Linked DNA regions of Homo sapiens: region 2 is linked to region 1. The links are chromatin contacts, found by Hi-C or POLR2A ChIA-PET in ENCODE. All regions are on one chromosome and are shown on one strand. The core of a region is the stretch at or near the end of the contact, and the rest is flanking DNA. Distances in the headings are between cores, read along the strand shown.

Evidence for each region. Hi-C counts contacts between places; a loop is a spot of excess contacts on that map. ChIA-PET counts read pairs that join two places held with the same protein, here RNA polymerase II (POLR2A). Pooled maps may share reads with other maps.
Region 2: a map with no recorded cell type shows a loop between it and region 1 (1.8-fold over the local background). The contact joins two enhancer-like sites. A Hi-C loop is called at or near these places in 1 of 37 single-sample maps with no recorded cell type and 1 of 50 pooled maps. POLR2A ChIA-PET finds 5 or more read pairs at or near these places in 1 of 52 experiments (A673).

The regions. Positions count from the first base shown.
Region 1 is chr15:32,905,878-32,909,988 of GRCh38, forward strand. FMN1 (formin 1) reads right to left here. Exons shown (of 21, transcript NM_001277313.2): 12 at 2,613-2,701. Among named protein-coding and RNA genes, the nearest start is that of GREM1-AS1, 190 kb to the left of the region's middle. Within about 2 kb of position 2,439, at least 4 of the 41 ENCODE cell types and tissues checked have a DNase peak (open chromatin) inside an H3K27ac peak, as active enhancers do.
Region 2 is chr15:33,143,913-33,148,023 of GRCh38, forward strand. All of the region lies in intron 4 of FMN1 (formin 1), which reads right to left. Among named protein-coding and RNA genes, the nearest start is that of FMN1, 49 kb to the right of the region's middle. RefSeq lists an enhancer at 1,408-2,607. Within about 2 kb of position 1,784, at least 3 of the 41 ENCODE cell types and tissues checked have a DNase peak (open chromatin) inside an H3K27ac peak, as active enhancers do.

The sequences.
Region 1 (4,111 bases), core at 1,189-3,688:
CCCAGGTCTGAAGGCCCCCATCTATCCGTGCCTCACCCTCCCGCAACTGAGCCCAGGCAAGTCACCTCACCAGCACAGCATGACAGTCCTTTTTGCTGGGTTTGCGTGTTCACGAAGCCATTACAATGACCATTTATAAACATTAAAAATGCTTTTCTATCTAGATCATCAGTAGAGAAAACAAGAGTAAGTTGTGTGTTAATTACCTGCTACCATTATCTAAGTCCCGGCAATTAGAACAATAATTAGGACAGTAGCAGAAACGCATGATCTCTCCCTGCCTGTTCATTTCACCGGATCAGCCATTCCCATAGCTTAGAACAAGGGCTGCTCGGTGGTTAAGGGGTTGGCAAATTGCAGCCCACAGGCCAAAACCAGGCCACCACTTGTTTTTGTATGGCCCATGAATTAAAAGAACGATGTTTACGTTTCTAAATTGTTGAAAAAAGAGTCAACAGAAGGACAACATTTTATGACATGTAAAAATGACATGAAATTCAAATTTCAGTGTTCATAAGTAAAATGTCATTGGGGCACAGCGATACCCATTTGTTTATATACTGCCTGTGGTTGCTTTGGCACAGCAATGGCTGACTTGAATATTTGTAACATCCCGTAAGCCACAAAGCCTAAAAGACTTACTATCTAGTCCTTTACAGGAAAGGTTTGCCAACTCCAGGCTTAGAGGAGAATATTACTGTGTAACTTGGTATAACCAGCACTACCCAAGTGCTTTGATATGCCCACTGTGCCCCAATACAACCAAATGGCCTTTTCAGTGTTGAAACAGCCCATTATTAATCACTTTACTTTCAGTCATTAGCACCGTAAGAGGGATTCATTTGTTATAATAGGAAATATGACTTGGAAATAAACTATAGGATCAGTTGAGGGTAGGGATTGGTAAGGAAGGTGTCTCAAGTCAGTGGAACAAGACAGCAAGGGAACCTCACTTGACTTGATTCACAATATTCCTAGGCTTTAGAAACCTACTTTGAGGGGGGATCCTGGACCATGCTCCATGTGAGAGCAAGTCATCCAAGGTTCCCAGAACCATCATGTAGGTTTGTCGTCAACTGAGTAAACCCAGAATTCTCTTCCCAACTCCCATCCTCAGCCATTTAAGATGTTTTCCTGAGTCTAAATGTCCAGGCATCCATGGGGACTGAGGTATTCTAGAGCAGCTGTGCCCAACCTTTTTAGCACAGGGACCGGTTTCGAGGAAGACAATTTTTCCACAGGCCAGGGGTTGGGGTTGGAGGTGGGATGGTTTCAAGATGATTCAAGCACATTACATTTATTGTGCACTTTATTTCCATTATTATTACATTGTAACATACAATGATATAATTATACAACTCACCATAATCTAGGATTAGTGGGAGCCCTGATGGTCCCTCTAGCTTCCTGCAACTAGATGGTCCCATCTGGGGGTGATGGGAGACAGTGACAGATAATCATTAGATTCTCATAAGGAGCGTGCAACCTGGATCGCTCACATGCGCAGTTCACAATAGGGTTTGTGCTCCTATGAGAATCTGATGCTGCTGCTGATCTGACAGGAGGCGGAGCTCAGGTGGTAATGCCGGCTTGTCTCTCACTCACCTCCTGCTGTGTGGCCTGGTTCCTAACAGGCCATGGGCTGGTACCAGTCTGTGGCCCAGGGGTTGGGGACCCGTTTCTAGAGGACCCAAGGGACAAGGCATGGAACTCCAGTGCAAGCCGGAGAACCTTGGAAGTTTCTAGGGCTGACTGGTAACCCTGATCTGATAGCTCCATTTCTGCTTCATTTTCTACACTTGCCTCATCTCTAGATTGAGAGGGTTGGCCTGAACTGGACAAAAAAAATTCAAGGTAGCAACAGGCAAAAGAGGCCCTCTGAACCTGTGTCAGAGGACACAGGTCCTCTGAACCCATTTTACAGTCTCACAGAGTCCTAAGCCCTGGAAAGCTGGGCAGGGTCGTGGGGCTGCAGAGCCCCGGGAGCTTATCTATGGCTTCGAGACCCCAAGAGTCACTCAGTTACACCCCGGAGTTCTGGGTCTTCAAAGCCTATGGAACGGCATCACAAACAACAGAGCAAGCAGCCATAGATAGTGACTGGAGAGAAAAACAAGCATGTACAGAGTGAGGGTGAGAAAAAGCCACATTTGGGCAGAGCAGGTGGAGAAGTTTGGGGAAAAGCTAGCACATTCAGGCTGCACTTACTGGATATGACCTTTAGGAAAATAAACTTGAATTCTGTGACTCTGATATCATCTTTTTAACTTCATCAAGAGAACCTTAAACAGAACAATGCCTTCTTCCTTCCTCAGTTACCCTTTTGGTCAAATTGTTTAGTCTAGGAGGAATTAACAAGTTGCTAGAAAAAGAAAGGGGAGTCTCTTGGGGTGGGGGAGGGGGGTGAGACACACTGTATCCAACAGCACAAATCTCAGCGCTGCTTTTCCCGGCAGCAGGGTCATCCTGCTGCATGCAACAGGTCACAGGAATGACGGTGTTGTGATTTAGCTGGCTGCACATTTAGATTTGGTTATTCTGAGCTGGGAGACAAGAAGACAGAAATTGCAGTTCTCCTTTTGGCCTAACAGAAAAATGTTAAGTATCCTTACTGCTCAGGTTTATCCAGCAGCTTCAGTTCTTCTTCTTTGGATGTCTCGTAATACTTTCTTATTTTAACCAGCTCATCCTCTTGGGCTCTCTGTATCAAAATAGAAAACAAAACCAAAAAAAAAAAAAAAAAAAAGGGAAGTGAGACTCTGGCTATGGCAGTGGGTCTCAAAGTCTCGAAGTGTGGTTCCTAGACTAGCAGCATCAACAACATCACCTGTCACTTGTCAGAAATGCAAATTATTGGCCCACCCTAGACACAAGAACTTGGGGTGTGGGTGGGGGTGGGGGGATGCAAGCCCACTGGGTGATTCTGATGCATGCTCAAGTTTGAGATTCAATGCAAATGGACCTAACAAGTACACGCAGCTGGACACAGAAGTACAGCTATTTGAGCTCTACTTTTGAATCCCCCATCTCTTCCTCTGTAAGGAGGCTGGGGGAATATTGTTCTTAGAATTTGTTTCCTTACTCTTAGAACAGCCCTAAATTATATGAACTCGCAGCTCTTTCATTTCTAGTCAACAACGTCCCTTTTTCCAAATTTCGTAAGCACTCATTGTCTGTACCACTTATTTTGGCATTGAGTCACTTACTTTCTCAATTTATCCAACTATTTCAGTTGAATGAAGCTTATCTCTACTGTGAGCTAACAAGCGGCAACCATGTGCTTAGTCCTGAGCTCATGGTAACAACACAAAGCATCTGGAAGGTACTGCCTTTGACAAAGTTCTTTAACATGAACCACTGTATCCTCATTTTACAGATTATTCCACTGAGGCTTGTACTAAGCAACTGTTAAAGAGCTTCAGACTTGGAACTCCCTCTTTCTGCCTCTATACCTTGCTGACCTCCAAGTATTCAAGTGCATAATTAGCTCCCAATGGCCTGGTATTTGTGTACTTTCTGGTTTATTAACGAAAGCTTTACTAGTGGAAACGTGAGAAGTTCCGACCCACTTGTACTAAGTAGCTCCTGATACATATAAAGATGTGAAAATGAGCAAGGAATTGGTGATGCCACCAAGCCTAGACTATTAGACTATGGAAATCTTCTGTAAGAAACTTAAGGTCCCAGGGGACATAAATATGAAACGAATCATCTTTTGAACTGGTGACCACAGTACACTATAGAGCCCTAGACAGCTTCCTGGGAAATACCATTACTTAAGAGAATGTGGTTCAATCTATGTTTTTGTAGCCTAACAGTCAGTGAACCAAAACAATGAACAATCATGGGAATTCTGACTCTCCTGTGTTGTCTTCTCAAGAGAGCCTGACAATTCTGCTGGTTATGTCCACTTAAAACCCAAATCAAAAACCTTATATGTGTACAGTCCTGTTGACTTTCAAAATACATTGCTACTGCTACATATATTAAATCCTCATTTGACTAAAAAAAAAAAATCAGAGCCTACTATAATCCCCGCTATACTGATGATCACAACGGGATTAAGAAGTTTAAGTAACTAGCCCAAGGTCACTTAGCAGGCAATGGTAGA
Region 2 (4,111 bases), core at 534-3,033, 240 kb after region 1:
TATTATAAAAATACAGATGAGAGGCAGATAATATGTCTTGAGGTCCAAAACCTATCGCCTTGATAGAAATATGATATGGAAATCAGTAGGGACAAAATTACTATTAGATGCAGAAATTGAGAACACTTTGAAGAGAGAAAATGTGACTTCACGTGATTCAGAAATGATTGGGAGGAAGAAAGGGGACCTTTGTTTTTCTTTTCTTTTGCTCTTTCATCCTTTAAGATTTCACACTGAAATGACATTAGTAGTCAGACATACCATTCCAATTCCTTTCTGACTTGATTTAATTTAGAAAATTTTAAAACCCTGATTTAATTCAAAGGCTACCGAGTGAGCCAGTTTGAAGCTAGACACTGTGGGGAGTACCTCAGAGGTATCCTATACGATCTCTGCCCTCAAGTTTTTTTATTAATGCAAATTAGGTAGAAATCCAATATTAGGCCGGGCATGGTGGCTCACTCCTGTAATCCCAGCACTTTGGGAGGCCGAGGTGGGCGGATCATGAGGTCAGGAGATCAAGACCATCCTGGCTAACACGGTGAAACCCCCATCTCCAGTAAAAATACAAAAAATTAGCCGGGCGTGGTGGCAGGTGCCTGTAGTCCCAGGCTACTCGGGAGGCTGAGGCAGGAGAATGGCATGAACCCGGGAGGCGGAACTTGCAGTGAGCCGAGATTGCGCCACTGCACTCCAGCCTGGGCGACAGAGCTAGACTCCGTCTGAAAAAAAAAAAAAAAAAAAGAGAAATCCAATATTAACCTACACAAAACAATAAAATATCGATAAAGATGCTATATAAGTAAGTGCCTTAAAAAACAAGCAGCAAATGTAGCAGCTTTAATCAAGAACAAATCAGCAAATCCACATCGAATAAACAACTCATTGTGAGCTATTCTTTGTAGCATCATTTCATCATTGGAAAATACCAAAAGGAGTGGGATTTTAAAATCCTTTCTGCCCCTATGAACCAGCAATGATGTGTAATTATAATAAAGCTAATTTTAAAAAGTGCTTTATGAACTATTTTCATTGATATTATTTCATTTGATTCTCAAAAAACCGCTATGAAATTTGACATAATTCCTTCCAGCAACTGCAATCAGGGGAGTAATAACAAGCTAAAAAATCGGTATTTCACTGACTCTACCGATTTTGGTGCTTCCCTCTCCCCCACACCAATTTCCCCTGAATCATTCTAGAAATCATGTGTGCTCGTGGATGTAATCCTTCCTCCTCATCACTGCTTTCATCTCTTGCTTCGGCTGCACAAGGTGCCTCTTGATGCTTCCAAAATGGGCACCAGGGCTGCTGTAGTCAAAGGTGCCAGATGTGTTGCCCAAGGCACAACTGCCTACCTCTCCCGCTTCTCCTTGGGATAAGACAAAATCTCATTCATTCTACCATCAATAAAACCACACTGGATAAAATCTAGTTCATTATGCCCTTTCACACCGTGCTTCCATAGCACCTCCAATAGGGACACTGCTTCCCCAAGTCTGTACATCCTGTTATGCAGAATTTGCTTTCAATGTCCTAAAGAAATTTTAGTAACATTACTCTTTAAATTTTCACACTGCTTTTTTTATGGCAGTCCTCTCTCCCTATCTCCAGGCATGAATCCATGGGGCTGGCGCAACAGAAAATCTGGAGAACATACGTCATGCTATTTTCAGTGTTGTCCCTCCCCGTGGTAGCCGCTACCCTCGGATGTGGCTCAAATTCTTGCTTTCCTTAAGATGAGCTTTGTCCTGTGATGATCATCCCAGCCCTCAAGCAGAAGACTCTGGACGGGCATGACTGTCAAATTATCCAGACATGCCCAGACAAGTCTGAATCCTAGGGAGAACATAGCTGAGGCCCAAGCTGCACACCTTATTTACTCTCCACAATTCCTCTGGGCTCACCTGGAAACCAACAGCTTTACTCAGTCACAGGAGCACTTCTGAGTTCTCCCTCTAAACACAAAACTGAAACTAAAGACTTGAACGTTTTAGAAAAAATACGTGAAATCTGAATGAACTGATTTGTGACTTTATTGTGAATAAAACCGTATTACCATGAATTTTTTTTTTTTTTTTGAAATGGAGTCTCTCTTTGTCACCCAGGCTGGAGTTCAGTGGTGCAATCTCGGCTCACTGTAACATACTTCTCCCGGGATCAAGAGATTCTCGGGCTTCAGCCTCCCGAGTAACTGGGACTATACCATGAATTACTAATACAAAAATCTGAATCTCAGCGTTTGAAGTCCTCACTCACTTGCTTAGCGTGAAACCCAGTCCTCAAGAGAGGAAGTCCCTACCTCTCTTGAACAGCTCTTCAATACTGCAAAACTGTTGGGCTTCTGATGATAAAGTTCTTTCATTTCTTTTTGCCAAAGCTCCTTCTTCCTCAAGTGTAGGGGCCCTCCCAGGAGGATGAGGAAATGTTTGTCCAAGACATTCTGGCCCAGAAGTGTTCTCTCTTGGTACTTTTCCTTCAGTAGTTTGTTGTTCCTCCCTATTATCCAACATCGTTCCAGGACCCCTCAAATCCGTCTGTATCCCATACATCTCTGAATTCCAATTCTGACCTGATTTCAAGTTCTTTCCTATAAGGCTCTGAGCCTTGTTTCAATGTACTGGAACAATCCATGACTGTGAAAAAAAAATTCCTAGAACCTTCTATGAGAGGGAAGAAACTCCAGAACATGCCATGATAGGAGGCTGAGCTGCCGGGGCACACAGAGGAACTCCAAGGGGATGGTATGACCTAATATCACAGCCCAGGGGCCACAAAGATACATTAGATATGGTCTGATTCCAATTTCAAAATTATCTAACAGAAGTCACTATCCCTGTAAGTGATCAGAAAGCAAATACAGTGAGATCGGCACCACAGTCATTTATCTGCTCACAGCTATCAAGAGGAAGGGGGTGGGGCCGCAGTGGTATCTGCTGTTTTCAAAAAGTGCTTTCTCAGGATTCCCTAAGAAATAAAACAAAACAGGCCGTGGCTCACCCCTGTAATCCCAGAACTTTGGAAGGTCGAGGCGGGCAGATCACGAGGTCAGGAGTTCAAGACGAGCCTGGCCAACGTGGTGAAATCCCATCCCTACTAAAAATACAAAAACTAGCCAGATGCACACCTGTAATCCCAGCTAGCTGGGAGGCTGAGGAAGGAGAATTCCTTGAACCTGGGAGGCGGAGGTTGCAGTGAGCCAAGATCACGCCACTGTACTCTAGCCTGGGAAACAAGAGCGAGACTCCGTCTCAAAAAAAAAAAAAAAAAGAAATAAAACAAAACATACGCTTTCAATATTCAGTACTCTGCTTTATCAGTTTGATATAATACTTGTAATCCAATTACAACCCGAAAAGGTTGTCTTTTTCTCATGTCCCAACCAATAATGACATGAGGCAGAGTGTTGAGTTAACAAATATATCCAATGAATTATTCTCTAAAATTTAATATCTATTTATTTTAAAAATAGTTTTCTCTTTTACATTTATCAGTGGCTGTTACTTTTAATCATGGTGTTATTCTGCTATTTCTACACATCTTTGGAATTATTTCGGAAGGCTGTGCATATAGCCAAAGGCCACAGACTGCCACCCTTGCTTTATATCTTGTACTCTGAATCCAAAAATAGAGACAAGTGAAAAGCAATCCAGTGGAAGGTGTTATCCTCAAAGCATAATTCAATCTTAATCTGGGGAAAAATGCACAGGCATAGAGCTGGCTTGAGATTTTAAAACATCAGATTCTGGCCATGGTCCTGGCCTTTAAATCACATTCCCCTTTAAAAAGCAAAACAAATGAGAAAAATACTCATTTATTTTATACAGAAACTGACCTTAAAATACAAATTGTTCATTAGTAGAACATTTATTTCGTATTTCACATGCCAATGAGCTATTCTTATTTGAGATCATTGGAAAAGGCACTCTTTAAAATTCTCTTTATGCTTTACACAAAAAGCAAGCAGGCACAATGGGATCTCAAACACTGTTAAATTTTAAGAGCTTTGTGTGTTGTTTTTTGAAAAAAAAAATATTGTTTCTGAATCCATGGACTAAAAATCATATTACCAGGACTTCTAATTCACTTTCTCTTTGTATGAACTTTTAAC